3 separate regions of the Homo sapiens genome follow, and all the other regions are linked to region 1. The links are chromatin loops, found by intact Hi-C in ENCODE. Cell type or tissue: chondrocyte. All regions are shown on one strand.

The links. Peaks named below come from ENCODE experiments on the same cell type or tissue, not always from the same donor. Only the 100,000 strongest peaks of a DNase experiment are listed, where the experiment ranks them.
Region 2: a loop joins it to region 1, with 2.8 times the contacts of the local background. A loop is called at or near these places in 4 of 110 quality-filtered maps.
Region 3: a loop joins it to region 1, with 2.7 times the contacts of the local background. A loop is called at or near these places in 3 of 110 quality-filtered maps.

What each region holds. Positions count from the first base shown.
Region 1 is chr11:126,986,754-126,994,753 of GRCh38, forward strand. The region is part of intron 1 of KIRREL3 (kirre like nephrin family adhesion molecule 3); the gene reads right to left. It overlaps MIR3167 (microRNA 3167), which reads right to left and starts at 1,789; the gene lies at 1,705-1,789. LOC105369558 (a long non-coding RNA gene) reads left to right here and starts at 5,678. Exons shown (of 2, transcript NR_188549.1): 1 at 5,678-5,781. In chondrocyte, CTCF peaks have their summits at 3,813 (motif pointing left) and 4,054; DNase peaks (open chromatin) are centred at 3,408 and 3,748.
Region 2 is chr11:126,476,987-126,484,986 of GRCh38, forward strand. All of the region lies in intron 4 of KIRREL3 (kirre like nephrin family adhesion molecule 3), which reads right to left. Among named protein-coding and RNA genes, the nearest start is that of KIRREL3-AS1, 63 kb to the right of the region's middle. RefSeq lists an enhancer at 1,912-2,413. In chondrocyte, CTCF peaks have their summits at 3,945 (motif pointing left) and 4,155; no DNase peak of the experiment used is centred here.
Region 3 is chr11:126,584,072-126,592,071 of GRCh38, forward strand. All of the region lies in intron 1 of KIRREL3 (kirre like nephrin family adhesion molecule 3), which reads right to left. The region is part of intron 1 of KIRREL3-AS1 (KIRREL3 antisense RNA 1); the gene reads left to right. Among named protein-coding and RNA genes, the nearest start is that of KIRREL3-AS1, 44 kb to the left of the region's middle. RefSeq lists enhancers at 1,660-2,379, 2,380-3,100, 3,101-3,819. In chondrocyte, no CTCF peak of the experiment used is centred here; no DNase peak of the experiment used is centred here.

The DNA.
Region 1 (8,000 bases):
ATCCCGATTCCTGATGTAACATGAAAACATGAGAGGCAGCTCCCACGAGTCACCTTAAATTCTCTGGTTAGAAAGTGACTTTCGACTCCCTTGTAGACTTACTATCAGCAGTGTCCACATGGAGGTGAAAATGAGGGGACACCATAAGGAAGCAAGACTCAGCCTTGATGGCACCTGTGCTCCAAGCTGAGCAGGCCTCAGGAGCAGCTGGTGGGCTCGGTATAACACAGGCTGCTGGTCAAAACCCTTCTGATGTAGAAGGTCTGGACTGGGGTCCAAAAATGGGGATTTCTAACAATCTCCAAGTTGACCTGCAGACCACACTTGAAGAACCACGGTGATAGAGAATCTACGAACTCAGATAACCCAGGAACCATAGAAAGACCCTAATACTTCCTTGATATGTGAGATAATTACCTGTCAGGAACACGCAAAGGGAGTCTACACCTAGAATTAAGGGGATACACTGACCCACAAAGATTCCTTTTCCATTGCAATTGTGAGTGAGCAAATCTAGCAGAGTCTATAGTACGCATAAAGTCAACAATGAACAAGACTAAGACAATTTAACTAAAAAATACAACCGTCTATGTATTTTCAAACTTTCCTTGGCATGAATACAATGGCATGGATCTTAGAATATCTGTTGATAATAAGAGTGAAAGGTAGATTTCCTGTTATTTTCACAGACAAACAGGAGAGGTAAGTGTTCAGATTTTCTGGTTGGTATGTCTTGATTCTGACCAGTTCCAGTATTCAGCTGTTTTCACCTGTAAAGTATGGATTTCTCTCTGCAAAAACCTCTGTCCCAATCTGATGAAGAGAACACCCAAAACAAAGCTCATGCCCAGAGAAAGGAGCATTGATATGGATTTGGAACCCAGGCATCAGCTGCCAAGGCTCTGTTGATATGACGGCATGTCCCACTGAAGTAAAAAGAAGGCATTTGAAGTATTCTATGCAGAGATCTATCTTCCTTGCATTCCTCCTCTGTATTGCTCTGATTCGATCTAAAGGAGCTTTGAAAACGTCAAAGAACTTTCATGTTTTGCTAGTTTATCATAAGTGTCTATCTTAAACCAATATTACAATTTTAAGCATGGCCTGGGTAGACATGTGCCATCTTCTAAAATGATTTCTGACACAAGGTAAGTTGTACCAGCCGAGACCAAAGTGAAAAGAATCATAGGCTCTATGACACTCAGGCTCTCCTACATTCTAAGAGTCTTTTTATTTCCCCCTAATAACCATTATTAATCATTTCAGAAACACGTAATCTCCTGATATTTTTACTATTCTAGACTTGACAGAAAAGGAGGGTTTTGAAGTTCTGGAAAGTCTTTTTATGTAGAGTAGCTCCATTCTTCCAGCACACAGCTACCACAAGGCTCAACTCTCCCTAAGCAGAATGGGATTTATTTATTTATTTCTTAATCCACTGAAGGGAAGCTGGGTGATGATGAATTCTTTTAAAGAAATCAGCATTTGGCTTTCAAAATGTTAAGCTATACTGGAAGTGGGTTGTGGAGGCAGAGAGCAGTCGCTAGCCATGGAGGAAAGCTTCTCAAATTCTTACTCAGCTTTTGTTTGGGGGAAGAGGTTTTCTTCCATTTTTATCAGCTCTCCGTCCCAAATCCTACAAGCTATGAAGGAGGGGACCCACCGGCCAGGGCAGGGGTTTCTGTGGCTTGCTGATGGTCACACGGCTGTCGGGACACCAGTATTTCTGAAATCCTTCCTGAAGAATTTCAGAAAAAAGAATTTCAGAAATACTGGTGCCTCCACAGCCGTGTCGAGGGCACAGGTGGGCATAGGCCTGGAGGTGGCTCCTGAATGGAGCAGCAGCAAGGGCTGTAAGGGGTCTGCACAAGGGTGTTTGATTGGCAGGTCTTTGACTCTCCAGTCGAATGACCTTCAGGCAAGTTACCGAATCTGTCTAAGCCTCAGTAGTTTTCATCGGCAAATGGGTCTAAGGATCCCTACTTTATTAGATTGCTAGGGGATGGAATAAGGGAATGCATGCAAAACTCAGCAGTGGGCCTGGCCACAGGCCTCAGTACCATCTCCCCGTGGCTGGTCCCCATTCAGCAATCACAAGGCTTCGGGGGTAGAGAAACATGCTGAGGCCAGCACACTGAAACCATTACAGGTTTTGATTTTTTTTTCTCACCACTCTCCTCCCTCCTCAGTTCAGCTTTCTATTAAGGTATCCCAAAACACTAACGCAGCTCTTGGTGAAAGGAGAAAGGGAAAAAGTGGCCAAATCAAGGGGTCGGGGGACAGCAGGGCCAAGGTCAAACACCTCGTTGGTATAACATCTTTTAATTTGAGGAGGAGCTCAGTCCCCATTATTTTCAGTAAATTCTCAAACTATGCAGCTCTATGTTTCCTCTTCTACCCTTGTAGCATCAACTCTGCAGTTTGAAGTAAGGTTTTGCAAAACTTATGCAAAAAGTTTTCTTTTCTACAAGAGATGCTGAAGAAGTCACCTGGAATTTGCTAGTAGAACTATCAGTAAAATGAAGACAGCAATCCTGCCTTCAGCCCAACTCCACTGCCCAGAAAGGCTGGCACTGTGGGGACGAAGGGGGCAGTGGCAGCTCACCCTGATGCAGAGAGAGCGGCAAGGGACTCTGATGGTGAGTCAGCTGAGGGAAGCTGCTGGGGTCTCAGCACACCGTATAGAAAATCCCTCCAGCAACTTCAGAAAAACTGAATGAAAGGCCAAAGGTAACATAAACCGCCAGCTCTACCAACCACTCAGGCTGCAGACCAGACAAGGGAGTGGATTGTTCCCATGGTGGCTGCACCTTTCCTTCATTCTATTCCCGCTATCTTAGTTCACGCTGCCTGTGGATCAACTCGGGATCTCAGACACATCTCGTCACAATTATCAAGTGGCAAAAAAGGTGAGCCGCCATCCCCTTGGAGGTAAAGAAAGGCATGACGAAGTCTTAGGGCCAACAGGGGAACGAAGTCTTAGGGCCAACAGGGTTCCCCCGGTGTCTCTCCTGCAGCATGAAGGCCATTGTTTCCAGGGCCTGTGGCCAGGATCCAGTTATCTTGCCTGGAAGGATGTTCAAACAGCCATGGCCCGTGGTGGTTTTTTATAATGGTGTTGTTGGAAATTAGTAATACCATCCAGAGGTGAAAACAGAGTAGCACCTCCACAGCCTGCCCAGGAGATCAGGAATAATGAAGCCTCATTTTAGCATCTGTTTGTTTTGTTTTTTCAGCATTTGCGGGGAATGACAACAGAAATATTGGCTCCCTGACCCTGGAAGGGTGGAATCACTCCTTGTGGAAGGGAAAACGCCTGGAGCGGGGCAGGGGGCACAGGCCTGGAGGCGGCTCTAGGGAGAGGTAGGGGCTCTGGGCTGGCGGTCCCCCTGCTGGGGAGGACTCACCTTCACATACAGGAGAGAAACATCATCCCTGTGGCAGGGAAACCCGTGTGGTGGGCTGAGCTTCCTCGCTCCCTCTCTTTGAAGCTCTCTCAAGCCCCTCTGAGCATTTGCAATTGTACCCCCTTAGCTGCTGCCACCCTTCATCCGGATCCCCTCAAACACTCCACCCTCACACCCTGCAGAATCAGGAGAGAGGAACCCGCCTCCTGCGAGAGCCGCCGCCATCTGTAACGTTGCCCTCACCACCCAGAGGCGAGGAGGAGAGCCCCCCATCCCTCCCGTCCCTTCCCAGCTCCCGGCAGCCACTAGGCTTTCCCCTTCCCCGTCCTAAGGGACCTCCCGGGCTCTGCTCTCTCTGGGCAGGTTCAGGGCTTTGCAAGCGCTGCTGCTGCCACCATCAGGCTGACTGAGGCACTGCAGCCTTCACCTGGCGTCAGGGCCCAAAATAGTGCCCCAGCTCTTGGTGCGGCTTCAGAAGAACAGCTCCTCTCTGCCTCCGCAGTTGCCCCTCACTCAGGTGCAGCTTCCTATGTAAGAAAAAGGCTTCAGAGGGCATCTCCCTGAAGAAACAGAACTCCTTGTGAATGTGGGGTGGACCCCAGCGTCCTCTAGCAAGACGCAGAAAAAGTGCAGGTCCTAGGATTTAGGGAACGCAACCACTGAGGGATTAAGTGGTGGTTTTGCTTTCTTTGCCACAAGGTCAGTGAGGCAGGGAAGGGTGGGAATCACTCCTCCTGCCACTCCCGGATGAACGTGCTAAGCTTCCTGTGCAATGAACCAACCGGGCCCCAGTGTTACTCTGAAGCTGTCATTGCTCCCAGCATTGCCAAGGGTGACAGGTGGACTGTCACACTGCACCAGAGCCGAGTCACCTGTGACATTTGCAGGTGACTGACAGAAATGGGCACTGACATGCATTAAAGAACAGAAGGACGCGATGGTTTCCTGTTGAAGCTGAGCAGTGGGTGGCTTGGCAGAGGCTGTTTCTCTTGGCGTTGTCTCTGGTGACCCAAAGGGCATTCAAAGCCTTCCAGAAAGGAACAACTTCCTGCAGGGCACGTCCACACTTCACTTAGTCAGGTTCTTCTTCTGCCTCCTGCCAGGGGCCCTCTCAGCATCTCTCCATGTGCTGATATTACAAGCACTGCTGGCTTCTCCTCTCATTACCCCTCATTCCATTCCAATATTTCCACACTTATTCACAGCCTTCTATGTGCCCAATAGTGTGCTAGACACCAGGGGTGATAAAAGACTTGGATTTTAATCAACCAATTAAGAGAAGCAAAGTCCCTGCCTTTGCTTCCTTCCTTTTTATTATTATTATTATTATTATTTGTCAGAACAGCCACAAAAGGAGCTACTCAAGCAGTATGTCCTTAATTACTCTTCAGCCCCAAAGCCTGGCCTGTTATTTCCTCTGGAAACTTTGTACCCCGAGGTAAAACTGAATGCCAGAAAGATAAAGAAACTGACTCAGAAAGAGTCTGGAATAAAAAAGAAATTGAACTACAATGCTGCCTCCTTGTTCGAAGGTCAGACCTGGGATTCGGATGCATGATTTTCATAGGAAACTCCCTAAAATCCTTTTCCAGTCCTAGACACTGGGGATTGCCACAAATTATAAGACTATGACCTGTCTTATGACACCACAGCTTAGGATACTCTCCTGCATTTTTTAGTGTTGATGTGGAACAGCTGGATGTACCAGCATCTTGAGGAACATCAAGGCACATGAATAAGTGAACCAGACTGAAAATGACTTTAGTCAAGCAAAGTAACCTCTCTGGGGGTATGACAGCAATAATGCCCACTTCTCATTACTTCTGCTGATGAAATGAGGTAGTGCTTGTGAAAGCCACTCTGCAACTTATGAAGCTTTACACAAATGCTAGTTATCATCACCATCATCATCATAAGAACATAATTACTGCCACGACTAACAACACCCTCAACAACCAAAAGAATTTGCCAGGCACCTACAAGAAAATTTGCTGGCAAAGAGCAAATAGAATGCATCACCTACTCCCTAGGAATGTGTCATCCAAAATAAATAGATTGTTGCTAAGAGATAATATTCAGAGAATCTTACAGTTGGAGAGGTTTTGGACGTCATCTAGTCTACTCTCTAACCCATTTCTCAGGAATTGACTCCTACATTCCTGATGGCCTGAATTCCACCGTGAGTCAGAACACTCTCAGCAATGAGAGACTGTTCAGTGGGCCAGCCTTAGACTTGAGACTTACATATCCGCAGTCATGGAAATAACACTGTCTATTTCTTGCTGAACAATCGGGGTTTTGCTTCATCATTGAGCTTGTCCTGCCAGCCTCCACCAGTTCCTGAAGAGAACAGGCCAAAGTGTGGAACATACAGGTAGATCTGATGATATTCTCTACTCTTAAATGGAAGGGTACTCAGTGCCAGAGCCTTGTAAAACATTTCCAACATCTTCTGAGTAGAATTGTTTCACTTGTAACCTTGGTTTCCCTAAAGCCAGTATAACTTAGCTTCCTCTTGAGAACAAGAAAGACATCATCAGCAAAATGTCCCTAGGTTTTTGTGCTCACCTGCTCCAGTGCTGTTTCCTCTTCTGGTTAGCACCCATCTTCAATGTTAGGCTGCCTGCGCCTCTAACTAGCCAAGGGGATCCACAAACTGGCAAATCTCATTCCTCAATGCACTCTTTCTGCTCAAGTCCAGCGTGCAGCCAGCAGTCCTGCCTCTGTGTGTTTCCATGATCTTTTTTCTTCTCTTCCACATTCTTTAGCTAACACATCATTCTGGCATTCATCTACCCACCATCCTTCTGTGCCTCCTCTCTGGAATGTGGACTAACCATTAAGGTCAGTTCCCCCCATACTTATTCTCTTGCTCACTTCATCCATCAGCTAGAAAGAACGATTAAAAAGTATATTTCCATTCAATTTTACATTTTTAGCCCCATGTGAAACACAAGAAATACCAAGAAGTAAAAATAACATGTTGATCCCTAAACCCGTGATGTAGAGAGGACCACAAACCCATAGGCTACTAGCAATGTTTCTCAGGTGTTTACTTAATTATCTCAATCCATCCTCAAAAGATGTATAATGGCACCCATGGCCATTCACGAGTTGACTCTTCCCTTCCCAACCTTCCTCTCCCACTTCCCTAACACAGCAGCACTCTAGCCATCATACTGCCCATGGCTTCTGAACATATCGCATTCTGTTCTGCCTTTTGTATTTGCATACACTGTAAGGTATGTAAGAGACTGGAAATCGCTTTTCATGCTTCGTTTAGAGAACTCTTGAGCATCCTATAATATCAAGCATGATGTCATCTCCTCTGTGCAACCTTTTCTGATGCCTTTGCTGATCCACCTGTTTTCAGAACACTCTGACAGCTCTGAACCCATCATATTGTAACCTTAATCGAAGTGTCTGCTCCCCAACCAGACTAAGAGCTCTGGGGCAGAAACATGGTCTTCATTATCTTTGCATCAAAAGCCCCAGCACAGTGCCTACTGCATAGGAGGCCCACAGTGAGTGCTGGCTGAGTGGTCAAGGGCTGAGCCTTAGTGTCATAAAATGGTATTTGATCACAAAGGAAGGAGCAGCATATTTCACCCACTGAGACACTAGACTATGTGGAGCCCCTGGGGGAAAATGTGGAATAGTGACAGCGATGTTTGTTTGTTATTGCTGCAACTCTTGGCCTCAGATTTCAGATTCCAGTTGTCCAGGCATAAGTTAAAAAGAATCTGCATAAGTTAAAAAGAAACTTGCAACAACAATCCACTGAATACAGGCCAAGTGAGCAGACCATCTAGATAATTCAGCATGATGCGCACACATCCTTTCTTATACTGACATACATAGGCCATCCATTGCAGTTTTAGTTTCAATTATCAAAAAAAAAAAATCAGCCTCAGATAAATCTACTTTGCTTTGCCTATGAAGACAGGCAAAGAGTAGGGTGAGAGCATAGCTCCCATTTGAGAAAAGTGGCTGATTCTGGAGATATCACACTGATTTAACATTAAGTGGTGTGTGCGTGTGTGTGTGTGTATGTGTTCAGTAGGGGGTCAGGAGGGCGTGGGAAGGCTTCCAGATGCCAGGAAAAACCTGTCCAGGGGATGCAGGCAGGTGTCTGTGTTTGGCTGCCCCCTTTGCAGTTATTTCCAAGGAGAAGAAGGATGACTTCCTCTTTCCACCCTTCATGCCCCAACAGAACAGCTCCACACAGAGCAGATTCACCTATGCTGGCCATTATTTCCATGGCTTTAACTTGTTACCAAGTATGCCAAGGAATAGCTGACATTTATTTAATGTTCATAGTGGTGTTGACTGTGTACGCACTGAAACATTGTATGCTTATGGAAGACATTTGTTTCCAAGCAGCTTATGCTAAATTGCAGTGATATAAAGGAAACACTTATCCAATATTGACATTTACCAACTTCTAGAAGTATACAGCCAGAATACTCATTTTTACCACTGGGAGAGGAGAAAAAGAATTAAAAAGCATAATGGTCCTAGCTCCTTCAGTGAGTTAGAAGCTATGAGTGAATGAAAGTTAACGTGCAGTAGGGGGAGGTTCAATGGGGGAGA
Region 2 (8,000 bases), 510 kb before region 1:
TTGACTGTTTTGGTGTTGTGCTTGTTGTCAGTCAGGAAAAAAATGGCATTAACTGTTGGGGCACTGAAGCCTGGGGAGGACTGAGCGGATCCCAGGCAGAGTGGGTCCCCAGAGCTGGAAGCCAGCCTAAGAGGCCACAGCGCGGCCTTAGCCGGGGGTGGCTGAGCGACACTCCTGCACCCAGCTGGCTCCTGGGGCATTGATTATGAAAGAAACACATCATCGCGGGATGCTGAGCTCTTTACAGTTTACTCTCCCATTGGCCAGGACTGGAGCAGGCAGCTTCAGTCTCCCTCCCTGCTCTGCCCCTACCTGCCCAGCTCTGCAGACTTTGCCTTGTTTGGGTGGGCGGTGGGGGTACCCGTCCCTTTCCCTGTGTGTGGGAGGGAGCCCCCAAAAGCTTTCCCCAAGTTCTGCTGCCAAAGACAATGGGGTCTCGGGTGGACAGGTGGCATGGGGAGAGGGAAATTGAGGCCAGAGAGCACAAGAGGCTGACCCAAAGTTACCAGTGACGAGAGCAAAGAAGGGTGAGGGTGGGCTTGGGACGCACATCCTGGCTGTAACTGGAGAGGTAAAGCTTTCATCTATTTCACGCACTAAGGTTCTCTCTAACCTCTATACTCCCCTTTTTTTAGAGACAGTTTGCCAGGTTGGCCAGCCTCGTCTGAGCAGGCTGGAAAAACTCTCTTGGTGCCAGGACAAGGACAGCACTGAGGGAATTTCCTCCAGTGTCCACTTGGTCACCCAACTGAGACCTGGCTGGGCTTCCAGGAATTCCTCGATGCTCCATCAGCCTGGGATGGTTGGTCTCTGAGCATGGCTGATCGGTGGCAGCTGGAGGGGTGGGGGACCAGCAGCACCACCCTCCTGCCCCCATACTGCATGGTGGAGAACCTCATAGACACCCAGCCCTTTGGAGAGCAAGACTGGTTCTCATTTGACTCAATGAGCAGCGAGTTCCCCACAATGCTGGCAGAGTGGGTCTATCACCAACACCAAACCCTCCAGGGGCTTCCCGCTGAAGGAGAGTAGGTGTTGCCTGCAAGCACCAGCACTTACGGCCCTCGCTGCCCCTGGGGCCTCGGTCTGTTCCAACCACTCCTTACACAGCAGACCCTGGCCCCACTGCGTCTCTGCTGCTCAGCAAACCCAGCTCCTTCCGGGGCCGGGCTTGCCCTGCTCCTCTCTGTCTGTAACGCTCTTTCCTGTTCCTCACTCTGCTGGCTCTTCCCGTCAATGAAGGTGCAGCTTCAAGAGCCCTTCAGTGACTCTCCACTACCCACCCCTGCACTTTCTGGATCACTGGGTTCATTTATTATCTGTCACCGTTCTAGAAAGGACAACAAAGACCTTATCTATCTTGGTCATTGTGATATTGCTGTATCACACAGTAGGCGCTAAAGAAATATTTGTTGAATATATTATTTGTTAAATAAAAGAATCTCAGAAGGGGAGTGGGGATGGGGCCGGGGGGACGGTTATCATGGGCTTTGGCTTCTGAGGTCAGCGTTTTAAATCTTGTGTGTGTGTATGTGTGTGTGTATATATGTGTGTACATGTGTGTATATGTGTGTATGTGTATATATGTGTGTACACGTGTGTATGTGTATATGTATATGCATGTATATGTGTGTATGTGTGTATGCGTGTGTATGTGTGTATGTATGTGTATATGTATATATGTATGTGTATGTATGTGCATGTAGATGTACATGTGTGTATACATGTGTATGGGTGTGTGTATACATGTGTATGTAAGTGTGTGTGTGTATATGTGTGTGTATATGTGTGTTTGTGTGTGTGCATGCATGTGTGTGTGCATTGGGTACAGTTGGGAACGGGCTGCGTGAGTAGTGGGAGGGAGGAGGGCAAAGCAGGAGCCCTTCTGAGGCCAGCTGGGACAGCGCTGTAGGAACTCTGCGCTGCTGTGGCATCAGGGTTGGTGCTCCCTGTCTCTCCTCGAGAGAGGGAAGCCTGGCTGAGGGGGGCTTGGTGCTGGGAGCTGATTCTCAGCCTGTTTCTCCGTGGCTGCTGTCCTCTGATTTGTCTGGAACATAGGATGGGAGAGGGCGGCAGGCCGAGCATGGTGACAGATCAGAGACACTTGGCTGAGTGGGGAGAAGGACGTTTGTGGGTTCTTTGATTTTGTTCTGCCGCAGACCCAGGGGCTCTGGGAGAGTCAGTGCTAGGAGTTCCAGCACTGACTACAGTGGAGGGAGGATGCCGAAGCCTCGGGGTGCATCTCCCACACCTTCAGCATCTTCTCCATCCCCAGGTTCCCCGCTGCAGCCCTGCAGTCAGCCTGCCATGTGTCCTGCCCTCCTGCCTCCCTCCCTCCCAACCTTTCTCTCACCAGCCTCCTCCATGTCACAAGCTGAGGCTATGATAGCTGAGTGAAGCCATACACGGCCTGCCATCTTAGAGCTGATGGGGAGGCCCTTGCCACTCCAGGCCAGTGCCCAAGACGGACATGTGTGCAGCCTTGGCACCTCCTGGGAGCTTGTTAGAAAAGCAGACTCTTGTGCTCCACCTCAGACCTCCTAAGTCAAAATCTGCCTTTGAAAAGACCCCAGACAATTCACATACATTTTCAAGCTGGAGGAGCGCTGCTCTAAGGGTTCCGAGGTAGAAATCATGACAAACTGACAAGTGCTATGAAGGGAAGGCTCACTGGACAAAGAGCACGTGTGGGGACCCTTGATCCCTTCACAGGCTGCCTGCTCCCTTCGCTCCCCCGGGGCCGGCCAGAGAAAGGGGCAGACTGCTCCCTGCTTACTAGCTTTGGAGTTACACGATCTTGTTTCAGAACAGCTTCCTTTGTGTATGCCGTTTCTTTAGCTTGGAATGCTGGCGTTCTCCTGGACCACTGGTCTTCTCCTGGGTCACTCTTACACACCCTTTGAGACTTAGTTCAGAGGGCACCCTCTCTGAGCGGCCTTTCTAGAATCTGCCAGTTGGGCCAAGTGTATAGGGCTTCTGTCTATGATCCCACAGCATCCTGGGCATCCCCTGACTCACTAGCTACCACATCCTATGGAAATCTCTCTGTGTGTGTCTCTTCCCTGAACCATGATCTCCATCCGGATCCCCATCTCCCAGCAGAGTGCCTGCCTGCTGCACAGGGCACAGGGTGGCATATGCATTTGCTGAGCTGAACTTGACTTGAGTCGATCACTTTATGAGCCATATGATTGTAGACAAGTTATATAATCCGACAACCTTAATCCTCTTATCTGGGAAGTGAGATAATAAAAATACCTATCTTGCAGGGTTATCATGAGGATTACCTTACAATATGAAAGATACACAGAGAACATTGTAAAAGGCTATACAAATGTAGGTTATTATGTCTAATTTTTAGGAATAATATTTAGGTTTGTGGCTGTGTGAAAAGTGCTGAGCCAAGGTCCTCTCATTTTATTCTCAATATCTTTTGAGGCAGGGACTATTAGGGTCTTCATTTTATAGGTTAAGAAGCTGAGACTCAGAGAGGGCAAATTACTTGGCAAAGACCACACAGCCATAAGTGGTGAAGTTGGAATTTAGACTCGAGATTTTGACCCTACAACATGTTCTGTTGGAGTTAGAGCAGCTCCCAGACTATCCCTGCAGCTGCAGCAGCCCTTCCACTAACCCCTGCCTTTGTCCTGGCCCTAGAGCTCTGCGAAGCGGGCTCTCTGCCTGTCCCAGGGGGCATTCAGACCTGGCAGGTACTCTCCTCCCTTCCCTCCCCGCAGTCTGAATTTCAGAGGGCCCCAGGAAGCATGAGCCTGGCTCGCAGTTGGTGCTTTGGCGATGTCTGCTAAGGGAACGGACGAATGTTGTTTGTAGTCCGCCCAGCTCTTTGCTGCCTTTTGTGGTTTTGCCCGGTTCTCTGGTTCTGGGCCGCGTGTAATCCCAGCTTCCGGTTTCCTCACGTATACAGATGCGCCACCTAATGGCCACAATGGAGAACTGCAGGATGTAGAGACAAGAGGGAGCTGACCTGGTTTTAAGAGTCAGCTTCCCAGTGGTAGCCGAACAATGTTTGGAGAAATTCGTATTGAGCACCTACTATACGCCAGGCCCTTTCTAAACACTAGGGACAAGAAGCTTCTGCCCTAGTGGAGTTTACCTTCTAGTGGGAGAGACAGACAATAAATGAATACACAAATACATACATAATACAAGGTTAGGTGTTGATAAGTACTAGAAGGAAAGTAACACTGGGCAGGGAATAGATACATCCTAAATTGGCCTCCGGGATTCCCTCCTGGCTTTTCTCCTTCCTCTCTGGTTGTTACTTTTTGTTTTCTTCCCACCCCTTAAATGCTGGTCTTCCCTAGTTAGCTCTTGCTGGCCATATCTCATTTGACACACTATCTAATGGAAAACCTTCACTTTTCTGTGAACTCAACTCACATCTTTAAGCTGACGAATTCCAAAGAAGCATCTCAGGCCAGACCTCTCTCTTGAGCTCCAGAGTCATGACCCAACTGTCCACGGGCCTTCGAAGCTCAGCAGGTGTGACACCACACCCACCGCCTCTCCCAGACACCCATCCATCCCCATATTCTGTATTTTGGAGAATGGCCCCACTGTTTGGGGACCAAGTCAGAAATCTGGGGGTCTTTCTGGATTCCACTCTCAGTCACCCTGTCTTGCCAACTAGCCTGGTTAACCCTCTGAAGTATCGCTCAGATTTGTCTCTTTCCATTCCCACAGGCTTCCTGGATCAGCCATCATCCTTTTGTGCTTGGATTACAATAGTGCTTCTCCCCTCCATCTCCTAGTCCTCTGTGCTTTTCCAGAGTGACTGTTACAGAAGTCTGAATATTCACCTATCCAGTCAACCAGTAATTCACCCACCATGTGCTGAATGTCTAGCATTCCTCTGTTTCAAATCCTCTGAAAGTCCCTCATTGCCATCTAAATAGTCTGAACTTCTTGGCCACTGCTGACTCTTCGGCCTTGCTTTTCATCACTTCTTACCTCAATTCCTCCTTGTGGATAAGAGCCACCTGCATTTGTTGGAGTAAATCGCTTTTCCCCAATTGCCCCTTTCCATTTTTTATTTATTTATCTTTTTTGAGACAGAGTTTCACTCTTGTTGCCCAGGCTGGAGTGCAATGGCATGATCTCGGCTCACTGCAACCTCTGCCTCCTGGGTTCAAGTGATTCTCCTGCCTCAGCCTCCTGAGTAGCTGGGATTACAAGTGCCCACCATCATGCCTGGCTAATTTTTGTATTTTTAGTAGAGATGGAGTTTCACCATGTTGGCTAGGCTGGTCTCGAACTCCTGACCTCAGGTGATCCACCTGCCTTGGTCTCCCAAAATGCTGGGATTACAGGCATGAACCACCGTGCCGGGCCTGCCCCTTTCCTTTTGCTTTGCTAACTTGAAGGTCGGGCAGCTTGGGTTTGAATCCTGGGTGCTATGTTTACTGGCTTGTGGCCATGGGAAAACTGCTTAGCTTCTCTGTGCCTCAGTGTCCTTATTTGTAAAATATGAATTAAAATAACAAAACCAGATTCACTGTATAGTTGCCAGGGTCAAGGAAGATGTAACATGAGAAAATGCTTTGTAAAGGGTCTGATGGATGATGTGGCATGTTATTGGTTCTCTAAGCAGACTGGGCTCATTCCTTTGAAAGGCGATAGACGGGCAGGGGAGCTGGGACTTAGAAGTCCCAGATTGCCCCCTTGGTAAAGCAGAGGTCTATGTCCTTTTCCCTGCTTTGCCCTGCTGGGAGCTGGGTGAAGACCCTGCTGCTCCCATGGGTGATTCCACGCTGCCCTGCCTGGCTTGGCATCCCCTCCCTCTGGGCCCCCCCACATTCTGTGCCAACTGAGGCACACACTGCTTATGGGCTGCAAAGGCACATGTGAGCCCCATGTGGAGCAGAGAGATGAGCCATCTCAGCTGAGCTCAGCCCAGATTGCTGACTCACAGTTTTGGAGTGGTTTATTATGCAGTATCTGCATTCAGAACACAATACTCCAAGATATCGCATCTTAGAAGTTGAGAAAACAGCAGAAGCAAAAAGTTTACTCTCCAATCCCCTGCCTTCCTGGGCGAGAGCTAGCTGTAAAAAATTCTTTGACCCATCTCCCCTGAAACTAGGTCATGAGATCCTCATTCCAGAGGGATCCTGCCCTATACTCAGAGGAAAGAAACGGTGTACAGGAACTCAAAGAGGAATGCAGGCAAGGCCTTGCTAAGTTCTTCTGGTTTGTTACCATGAGGTCATACCCCCTTTTTTGTCCAATCACATTTCTGCACAACTGCCCATTCTTTGTTGAACATAAGCCTACAAATACACAATTTTCCCATGGCATTTGGGCCTTCATTTCTGAAAGCTCACATAAAACTTTGGTTAAATACATCTGTTGCACTTTTCTCTTCTTAATCTATCGTTTGTTACACGGGTGTCAGCTGCAAACCTTGTAATGGATGAGGAAAATATATTACTTTTTCTCCCCTGCAGCAGCAAAAGCTAACTGATGTAACCCAGTAGTCCCCTGCTGTTTGATTCAGAACTGGGCCCACGGCATCAACTGTCTCTCCACTTCCCTCCGATCCATTCTCCCTCCACTATGGCCAGGTGACTGTTCTGGAAGCTCGGTCTGCTGCTCACAATGTTCAATGGTTCCCACTGCTCCAGCACAAAAATCAATTCCTCATCATGGGGGCCTTCCCCGGTTCTCTCCAGTGAGGTCTCATCTCTGCAGCTTTCTCCTGTGTGACCATTAACTCTTCTGTGAGGATAGCCTGCCCTTTTACAAATACACGCTTTGGCTTGTGAAGTTCCCTTTGCTGGGAATCTCCTTGCCTGAGTCTTAACTGGCTGGAATCCCAGCCTCTTTTCAATCAGCTCAAAGGCCTATCATGCCTTGTTAACTCTTGGTTATTCTTTAAGACTCAGGCTATTGTCACCTCCTCCACAAAGTCTTCTCTCAATCTCAACCCCTGACTCTCCCACCTGCAGCCTCTGCACTGCCATAAGACCATGTGCCCGCCTCAGCAGGTACATGTGGTGCCTGGCGCCATTACCACCTGTTGTTCCCCTGAGGCTGTGAGCTCCTTGAGGGCTGGTCCTTGCCAAATTCTCTCTCTAGTACTTAGTACAGTGCCTGGCATAGTGAGCACTTAATAAATACTTGTTGCCTGGTGCCTTGCCTGATCCCACTGAATTAGAAGCCCCCTCCCCACCTGAGCACCTCTTACACTGGTCCTCACCACATCTCTATTGCATTGACTTGTGGACCTGTTTCAGGTTCCCTACAGTTGCAGGGTAGGAGTCCTGGCGCCTCTTTGCCTGTCTCCCATTGCCTAGTATGTTACCTTGGATGCAGTCATAAAAAAACAGCACCAATAATATGAATAATAGCTAACATTGATATAGGGCTTACCACACAGCAAGAACTCTTCTGTGTACTTTACAAATATCCTTTAATCCTCACAGCTCTATATAAGGTAGATACAATGACGATGCATATTTTGGAGGTGAGGAAACAGCCACAAAGTAGTCAAGTTACTTGCCCAACATCACATAGCTAGTAAGCAGCAGAGCTGGGATATGGGTAGGGTTTCCAGACTTAACAAATCAAAGAACAGTAGGCCCTGTTAAATGTAAATTTCAGATAAATTAAAAAATGGTAGTGTAAGTATGTTTATCTGAAATTCACATTTAACAGGGAATCCTGTATTTTATCTGGCAATCCTGTAGATGTGTTAATTACATATATGTGATTTAATTAATGTAGGTGTGCTTTCCCCCTCTTCAGACCCTCCCCGCCTCCACTTAGGTCTATATTAAGAAGATGTGGGGCAAGATGCAAATGGGATTTTTTTTTTTTTTTTTCTGAGACGGAGTCTCGCTCTTGTCACCCAGGCTGGAGTGCAATGGCACAATGTAGGCTCACTGCAGCCTCCGCCTCCCAGGTTCAAGCGATTCTCCTGCCTCAGCCTTTTAAATAGCTGGGATTACAGGCACCTGCCACCACGCCTGGCTGATATT
Region 3 (8,000 bases), 400 kb before region 1:
CCCTCAGGACTTCCAGGAAAATGAGATGATGTATCCGTCACAAAGCCATCCTCGTGAGTAAAATTTGAGCAGTGGCAGCAGCCAGGGCACCCGATGAATTCTGCAGGCGTGGGCTGCGTGCTTGAGAAGGAAAACAGACATCAACATAGCCTGGGAGCACAGTCTGCAGGCAGTGTGGACAGTTGGTGCCCCGGAATTAGGGCGTTGGCGTTCCCATCTCTTTGCTGCCATATCTAGATCCTATACAGCTTATTCCAACACCTCTCCATTGCCTGGCGAGCGCCTGTGGATGCACTCTTCTGCCTACTCCTGGAACTTGTCAAGGTTTGCCCTCTCTGACTGTAGCTCCTCACTCTCCTGGACTCTAGGATGGGCCCCTTTCTTCCCCATACAAAGCCCCCAGTAGTCTGAAAACTCATTTTTGTCTATGCTCCTCAGTTCAGCCCAGGCATGTGGGTATGACCGAGCCTGGCTGCAAAGGCAGGCAGAGGGGAGCAAAGGTGGTCTTTCTCAATGTCCCATGTGGGCTTAACTTTCCTCCTCCTGTACCAGGGCACTCAGAGTAACACCACCAATGACACTACCAGCTTCTCTCTGGTGTCTAACTGGACTGAAGGTGAAGCAGGTGGGGTGTCGTTTAGATCTGGGGCAGAGCTTCCCCACTGTGACACCCTTGAAGTTGCAGGCCAGATGCCACTACCACACATGGGTCACTGTCAACAGGCCACAACCCCAATGATGGGCACTTAACTCAATAATACCAGATATCAGACAACTGTGGCTTCATCTGTAGAGCTCTCTGGAGTGCATCATAAAGGAAGTAACCTTTTTCTTTTTTCTTTGCTTTTCTTTTTTTTTTTATTTTGAGACAGAGTCTCACTCTGTCGCCCAGGCTGGAGTGCAGTGGCGCAATCTCGGCTCACTGCAAGCTCCGCCTCCCGGGTTTACGCCATTCTCCTGCCTCAGCCTCCGGAGCAGCTGGGACTAACAGGCGCCCGCCACCACGCCCGGCTAATTTTTTGTATTTTTAGTAGGGACGGGGTTTCATCTTGTTAGCCAGGATGGTCTCGATCTCCTGACCTCGCGATCCGTCAGCCTTGGCCTTCCAAAGTGCTGGGATTACAGGCGTGAGCCACCGCGCCCGGCCTCTTTTTTTTTTTTTTTTTTTTTTTTTTTGAGATAGAGTCTCTGTTAGCCAGGCTGGGGTGCAATGGTGCAATGGCGAGATCTCGGCTCACTGCAACCTCTGCCTCCCTGATTCAAGTGATTCTTTTGCCACAGCCTCCCCAGTAGCTGGGATTACTGGCACTCACCACCACGCCCGGCTACATTTTGTATTTTCAGTAGAGATGGGTTTTCAACCTGCGGGCCAGGCTGCTCTCGAATTCCTGACCTCGTGTGATCCGCCCGCCTCAGCCTCCCAAAGTGTTGGAATCACAGGCATGAGCCACCGCGCCCGGCCAGGAATTAACCTTCACCAGGATAGTTTGTGGAATTTTATCAAGAGGCTTCGCTCCCATCTCCTGCTTTCTTAACAGAGTTTGGAAGCAGCGGACCGGATAGGAAAACTGCTTAGGGTTCCACCCTCATGCCAAGTGGCAGAGGCCCCGGGGGAAGCCTCCTGCGGAACGTGGGAACAAAGGGATGCGGGGCCTAGCACTCTACGCCGGTGTCTGTTCGTCTGTCCAGAAGGCTTGTCACACTCTGGGGGGGCATCTAGCTAAAAGGTACTCCATCAATGTAAACGACCGTCGCTCTCGTTAAGTTCCATCTGTGTGTCTTAAAGCTCCCGCACGGAACGTGATTGGAGTTGGGCTTCAGCTTCCCTGTGCTGCCTGAGACAGAGGAGGGAGATGTTTTTCTTGGCAAATAAATATGATATCATAAGCCCTGGCAGGATTCCAGCCTGAGTAATGGCCGTCTGCCTTCCTAATTCCCTCAGCAGCTTGGAACAGGAACATTACTCTTTACTTCCTCTCTTTAAAAACAAACTCTCTATTGGAGCGCATTACTCAGCCACAGGATCCCTCCCCGGACGTGGCGGCATTCAGATGATGGGAGGTGAGGAATGAGCTCAGATTACAGCGCACATTAGGGAAAACACAGCAAGGCATTTGGCCCAGAAAAGGCACCTGAGGACCTTGAATTAGAGCGGCCACTCCTCATGTGTCCTTGTTCATGAGGAACATAGAGCTAAAATCAATAAAAATCACATTGTTTAGCGCTGCCGTTTCCCTGGTTTAAATCATGAAGGAGTAAGTAGGTAATTAGGTAATCCAGCTCGGACTGGATAGTTACCTTCAAGTACGAAGCGGTCTTGCTGAGACCCTCTCACTGAACGCGAGCTGGGGGAAGGGTCTCGTGGCCTCTCTACTCACAGGAGCACTGCTGCCTCTAAGCACATACCCCGCCCTCTTTCTGCTTGTCATTAGTTCTTCCTAACAACAGTTAGAGGCATCGGTGTTGTTACTTTCCATTTTATAAACCCGAGGCTCAGTGAGACTAATTAGGTAACTCGTTCAGGGCCATAAATTATACATAGCAGAAGTCAGAGTTGAACTCGGGTCTTTTGGCTTCAGATTCAATGTTTACAACGCCACATCAAGCCTCATCACTTTCTCTGGCCTGTGAGGACTTGGGTGCTGCCACTTGTCCCTTTTGAAGTAGCGGATACAAGGTGGCACCGTGAAGGCACTGGGTCAGGAGCTGGGACACAGCTTTGCATCACTTGGGCACTGTTCTGCTGGGGCCTCCTTGGTAACCAACCATCCAGGTGAGGATAAAAACTGACCCAGCTTGTAGAGAGATCTTGAGGCAGGCATGCAGCAAGGGCCCTAAAATTACTGGGAGAAGGGCAAGTCACTGTTCGAAGGCTTGGGATGGTGAATTCAGCCAATAAACGTCCTTTGAACACTTACTATGGCTAAGCATGGGGGCACAACTGTAAACCAGAGAGAGTCCCTGCCTCAGGGAGCTGGGAGTCAGTGGGAGAGATGAATAAACAGGCAACGACGATGCAGTGTGATGGATGCTCCAGTGGAAGAGTCCAGAGCACCGGGATGATGTGTAGGGAGAGCCACTCACCAGACATGGCAGTTCTTGGAAAATGTCCACTGGGGACATGACATCCAAGCTGAAACCCGAAGGACAAATAGGGGACAGGGAGATGAAGACGGGGGCTGCAGAGCGTTCCAGGCTGTGGAGGCAGCGTGTGCAAAGGCTGGGAGGTCAGAAAGAACACACTCTGCTCCGGTGATGGCATGTTTGGTCTGGCCTGGAGCAGAGCTGCAGGGGAAGCTGTGAGGCATGAGGCAGAGAGGTAAGCCAGGAGTAGTTTGCAGACCCCTGGCTGGGCAGCTTTCCAATCTGGAACAGTGGGTCATGGAGCCATCACATTCCCAAACCCACAGCGCTTCCCTCTCACCAACCCTGTAGCCTGCAGTCTTCACTGTGCTCTCGACTCCCCCAGCCTTTCATTGTATGTGGAAGAGGAGCCAGAAATGCACCCAAACTGAAAGAGGAGCACGCAGCACCAATCCCTGAATCAAAATAAAAATCCGGCTGCACTTTATCTCGCTGAAGGACTGTAATCTGGGAGATATTCATTTAACATATTTCTGTCTCTGAATGGCTTTTACTTTTCACTAAATTGAAACCGCAGTACAATATATGTGAATGATTAGGTTGTGTAATACATTCCAGCAAATTTAGATTAGGAATGATTATGACTTAAGTAAAATAGTTGAACACAATTCTTATTGCCATCTATCTTTTCACTTCTTTTTAGTTTTCATGAGAGTGAGTGAATGCAAGGAATGAATGACTCTAAGGAGAGCTGGGCCCTGGTACAGGGAGGGGCAGAGGTCTGTCTTTGGAAGGCTTTAGGAAGAAGGGAGAGGTGGACTGGAAGACTCAGATCTAGGGCTCGGGGGAAAGCATTGGGCCATGAGGTAGATTGGGGACAAGTCCTATATCTGCCGTTTGCTAGCTGTGTGACCTCAGGCAAGTTACTTAAACTCTCTAGTCTTAGTTTCCCATCAGCAAAATGGGCTTTATTGTTCCCCGGCTCATGGAATCATTGTGGGACACAATGAGATCAGGGACATGAGAGTAACACTGGCCAAGAGCTCAGATGGGGAGTCAAAGTCCTGATCAAAGTCTGGCTCTATCACTTATTAGAGCTGTGTGGCCTTGCCCTTTGATACTCAGCTTCTCTGAGCCCCAGTTTCCTAATCCACAAAATGGGAATAAGTGTACTCAGCCACAGGTATCCTTGAAGAGAGGCTTAAATAGGATTTTTTTGCATGTTAATAGTGCTTTGCAAAATGCAAGTTACCTGGGAGGGCTATGCTGGCTGATAGGGGTGGGAATAGGAATTGGGGACTCCCCTTTCCTGGGATAGCGACCTGGAGGGGTTTGGGTGGAGCCTTGCTGCGGGCCCTGAGGCAGGGAGGGGAAGGAGAGGAGGAGTCCTTGCCAAAATTTCCCTTTGGAGTCCTAAGCCTTGCACGCGCCCTGGGCACTCCAATCCTCCTCACTCCACTGCTCTATTTTCCCCATAGCATTGAACATGCTGTAACATTCTATATAATTTACCAATTTATTATGCTTTTGTTTAGAATCTGTTTCCCTGGTTCAAAGGTAAGGCCTACAAGGGCAGGGAGCTGTTTAATCCCCTGATAAATCCCAAGCACCTAGAGCACAGCTTGGCAGTTAGGAGGCATGCTCAGGAAATATACGTCAAATGAATGGATTTATGAGTAGGGCTGGAATTCTGTCTCCTGAGAACAAGTGAGCTGAGGTGGGAAGAAGGTGGCGGTGGTGGGGGGACCAGGGGAGACGAGGGCATCAGTCACTCCAGCAGGGAGCTTGCTGCAGGGAGAAAGAGAGAACAGCAATTTGGGCCGTGAAGCCTGGCACTCATTCTTCAAGGGGGCTGCAAGCCCCCAGGATTTTCCTGGAACCCAGGGCACCCGCACACTAGCTGCCTCTCCCGGTCCCTTCCAGCAACCTGAGGAAATGCCTTCCAATCAGAGCAATTACTGCTGCCCTGGAGCCGCTGCCTCTCCAGGTGTCTGCCTCCTGCGGCTCTGGCTGGAGACAATATTTCTCCTCTGTTCATCACGAGAACAGGGACAACAAATAACACAATGGCAGATGAAGGGCCCTCCAAGCCCTCCAGAGCTGAAAGAGTCTGGGCTGTTGGCAGCGTCTGCGTGCAGGGGAACAGAAGCTACAACCTGCGTGGGGTGTGGGGATGACTGACTCTTCCTGGATGGGGGCACTGTGGCCAGCTTTGTCCGGGAACTGTGCTGCTCCTGGTCCAGGCAGGCAGGGCTGTGGCAGCCGCCCTCCGCCCGCCCACCAGCAGGCAGGGACTCAGGGCACCATGGGCTTGGGAAACTGAGAGAGAGCTATGTGTGTCAGTTGTCTTGTTAAGTTTTTTCCCCTTGGTCTTAACCATGTAGGTACTCTTGTGTTCAAAGGAGGAAATGGAATCTCAGAGAGGCTGAGTCACTGGTGCATAGTAACACAGCTCATCACACAGCAGTGCTGGGATAAGTGCTCCCATGTTTCTGAACCCAAAGCACATCTCGTCGCTCTGGCACTGAGTGATCCGTGACACAGATGTACCTATAGGGCGTGAGTGCAGCCCCTTACCTCTCAGCCTCAGTTTCCCTACTAGTGCACCAGTCACTGAAGCTTGGGAGGTGTGTCAGTGACTCAACCCACTTTATCCTGCCACCTCACCTGACCTTGCTGGCATTTCATCCCTGCCTCCTGGGGCTGGGGCTGGATCTTGCCTAGTGCCCCAGCTGCTGGCTGAGGCTCTACTCAGTTACTCCTGAACGCTCCTCTTTCTACTGTGCCCCATCCTTAGGAGCAGGGGCTCCCTCTGAATACCAGCCAGGGCCACTGCAGCAGAACATGCCACAGTCCTTTGAAAGCTGATCTCAACACCAGTATGGATACTAACTCTGGCTTTCATTGTTGAGCATTTGTTGAGCTCAAATGTAAACCCAGGAACCAGATTCTGAGGGCTGCATACCTAACCATTATACAGGCCTGCCTCTTCCTCATTTGACATGGTCTTTTGACCTTAACTACCTTGGTTATTCGTTTTGTTAATACCCCCTTTCAAATTGATTTCTAGAACTGAACCCAAAATTCCAGATGTAGCCTGATCAAGCAAAGCCTAGAAGAAGAACATCACCTCCCTCTGTTTTAAAAATTGCTTTGCAATTAATGCAGTCTAAGATTACACCCACTTTCCTGGGCCCCCAGCTCCCAGAGTCGACTCCTATGGGGCTCTTCAGCCAGCCCTGTCTACAGGGCTCTGCCTTAAATCCCTAAGTCTTCTAGAAACTAGCTGCTGTGGCAGACCTTTTGTGTGGCTGAGATCTGCAACACCCCAGCGGTCCCCACCTCAAGGGCTGTGTCTGCCGTGGCTGCATGCGGCCCTGCTGTGGCTCACTGTGGACACAGCAGACGAAAGAGAACATGGTCTCAGCTAAGTGGGGGGCTGGAAGGAGGAGAAATGGTCTGTGAAGGTCACTGCCACTGTACGGTGAGTGATCTGTCCCCATTTCAGCCTCAGTGGGAGAGTGATGGAGGGTGTAATTAGGGCTTGAGCTGTGCCTGTGGGGGCTGCTGCACCAGGCTCAAGGAGGCTGGGGACACAGCTGGTAGTCTCTGCCCTCCTAGATACCTTGGTAGCGGGAGCCGCCCTTCTTGGGACCACTCCCTCGCTGGCCATCCCAGCCAGGTCTTCCATCCCTGTTCTCCCCACCCCTTCTCTCCTCAAAATTTGTCCTGTATGTCTCATTTCACCCATTCTCTTGAGGATTTGCCTTATTAGAAAGTGATCTGGCTGGGTGCGGTGGCTCACACCTATAATCCCAGCACTTTGGGAGGCCGCTGAGGCGGGCAGATCACTTGAGCCCAGGAGTTTGAGACCAGCCTGGGTTACACGGTAAAATTACGTCTCTACTAAAAATACAAAAATTAGCTGGGCACGGTGGTGTGTGCCTGTAGTCCCAGCTCCTTGGGAGTCTGAGGCAGGAGGATCGCTTGAGCCCGGGTGGAGGAGGTTGCAGTGAGCCGTTATTGGACCACTGTACTCCAGCCTGGGTGACAGAGGGAGATCCTGTCTCTCCCACACCTGCACCCCAAAAGTGATCTGATTCAAATGCTGTATTAAGATGTTAACATCTAACGACTGGCTGGACGCTTGTAACCAGGTGTATTCCACAGGTAACAATCCTTCACCAAGAGAATCCCTTAACCTAAAGGCATACATCCCTTAGGGTGAAATCCTGTGTGTTCTGGTGGGAGGTTTGTGCAAGGTTGGCCCCGGCTGGTTATAACAGCCAGGGCATTACTGCACATGTAACCTGCACTTCCCAGTGATGAGGAAATGGCAGCTCAGAGGGCTTCTACATCTTGCCCAAGATCTCAGACATGCTCTTCCTGTCCAGCCTTGTGTATACCAGCCATGCTCTGCCTTGCACCTGGACCTGAGGTCAGCTCTGGGGGCCCCATCAGGGTGGTAGTGCTTCTAGAAGGATCTGGCTGTTCAGAGAAAGCTCTCTGTCCTGAAGGCCTGAACTGGGTGAGGAACAGGAGCACTATAAATATTGCTACAATTTCTTCATCACCTGCCATGTCCTAGATACTAAGTTAGGCTCTTTACAGCTCATACCGTGTTGTCATACGTATGACCATGCTCTGTTTTACCAGTAAGGAAACTGAAGTTCAGAAAGTTTAAGTAACTTACACTTGGCCACTAAGCAGGAAGTCCTGGCAGGGGGAAAGGCAGGCCTGAGTCAGCCTGCCTTTGGGCCCTCTCACCACCCCTGGAGCCCAAGCAACATAGGCCTCTCATAGGGCCAACAGCTCCCACCCCTATCACATCCTTCAGGGTGCAGTGCCACGGCTGGGGGTCGCTTGCCTTTGGACTCTCCAGAGAGGAGTCCCTGGGACAGCTGAGGCCTTGCTCA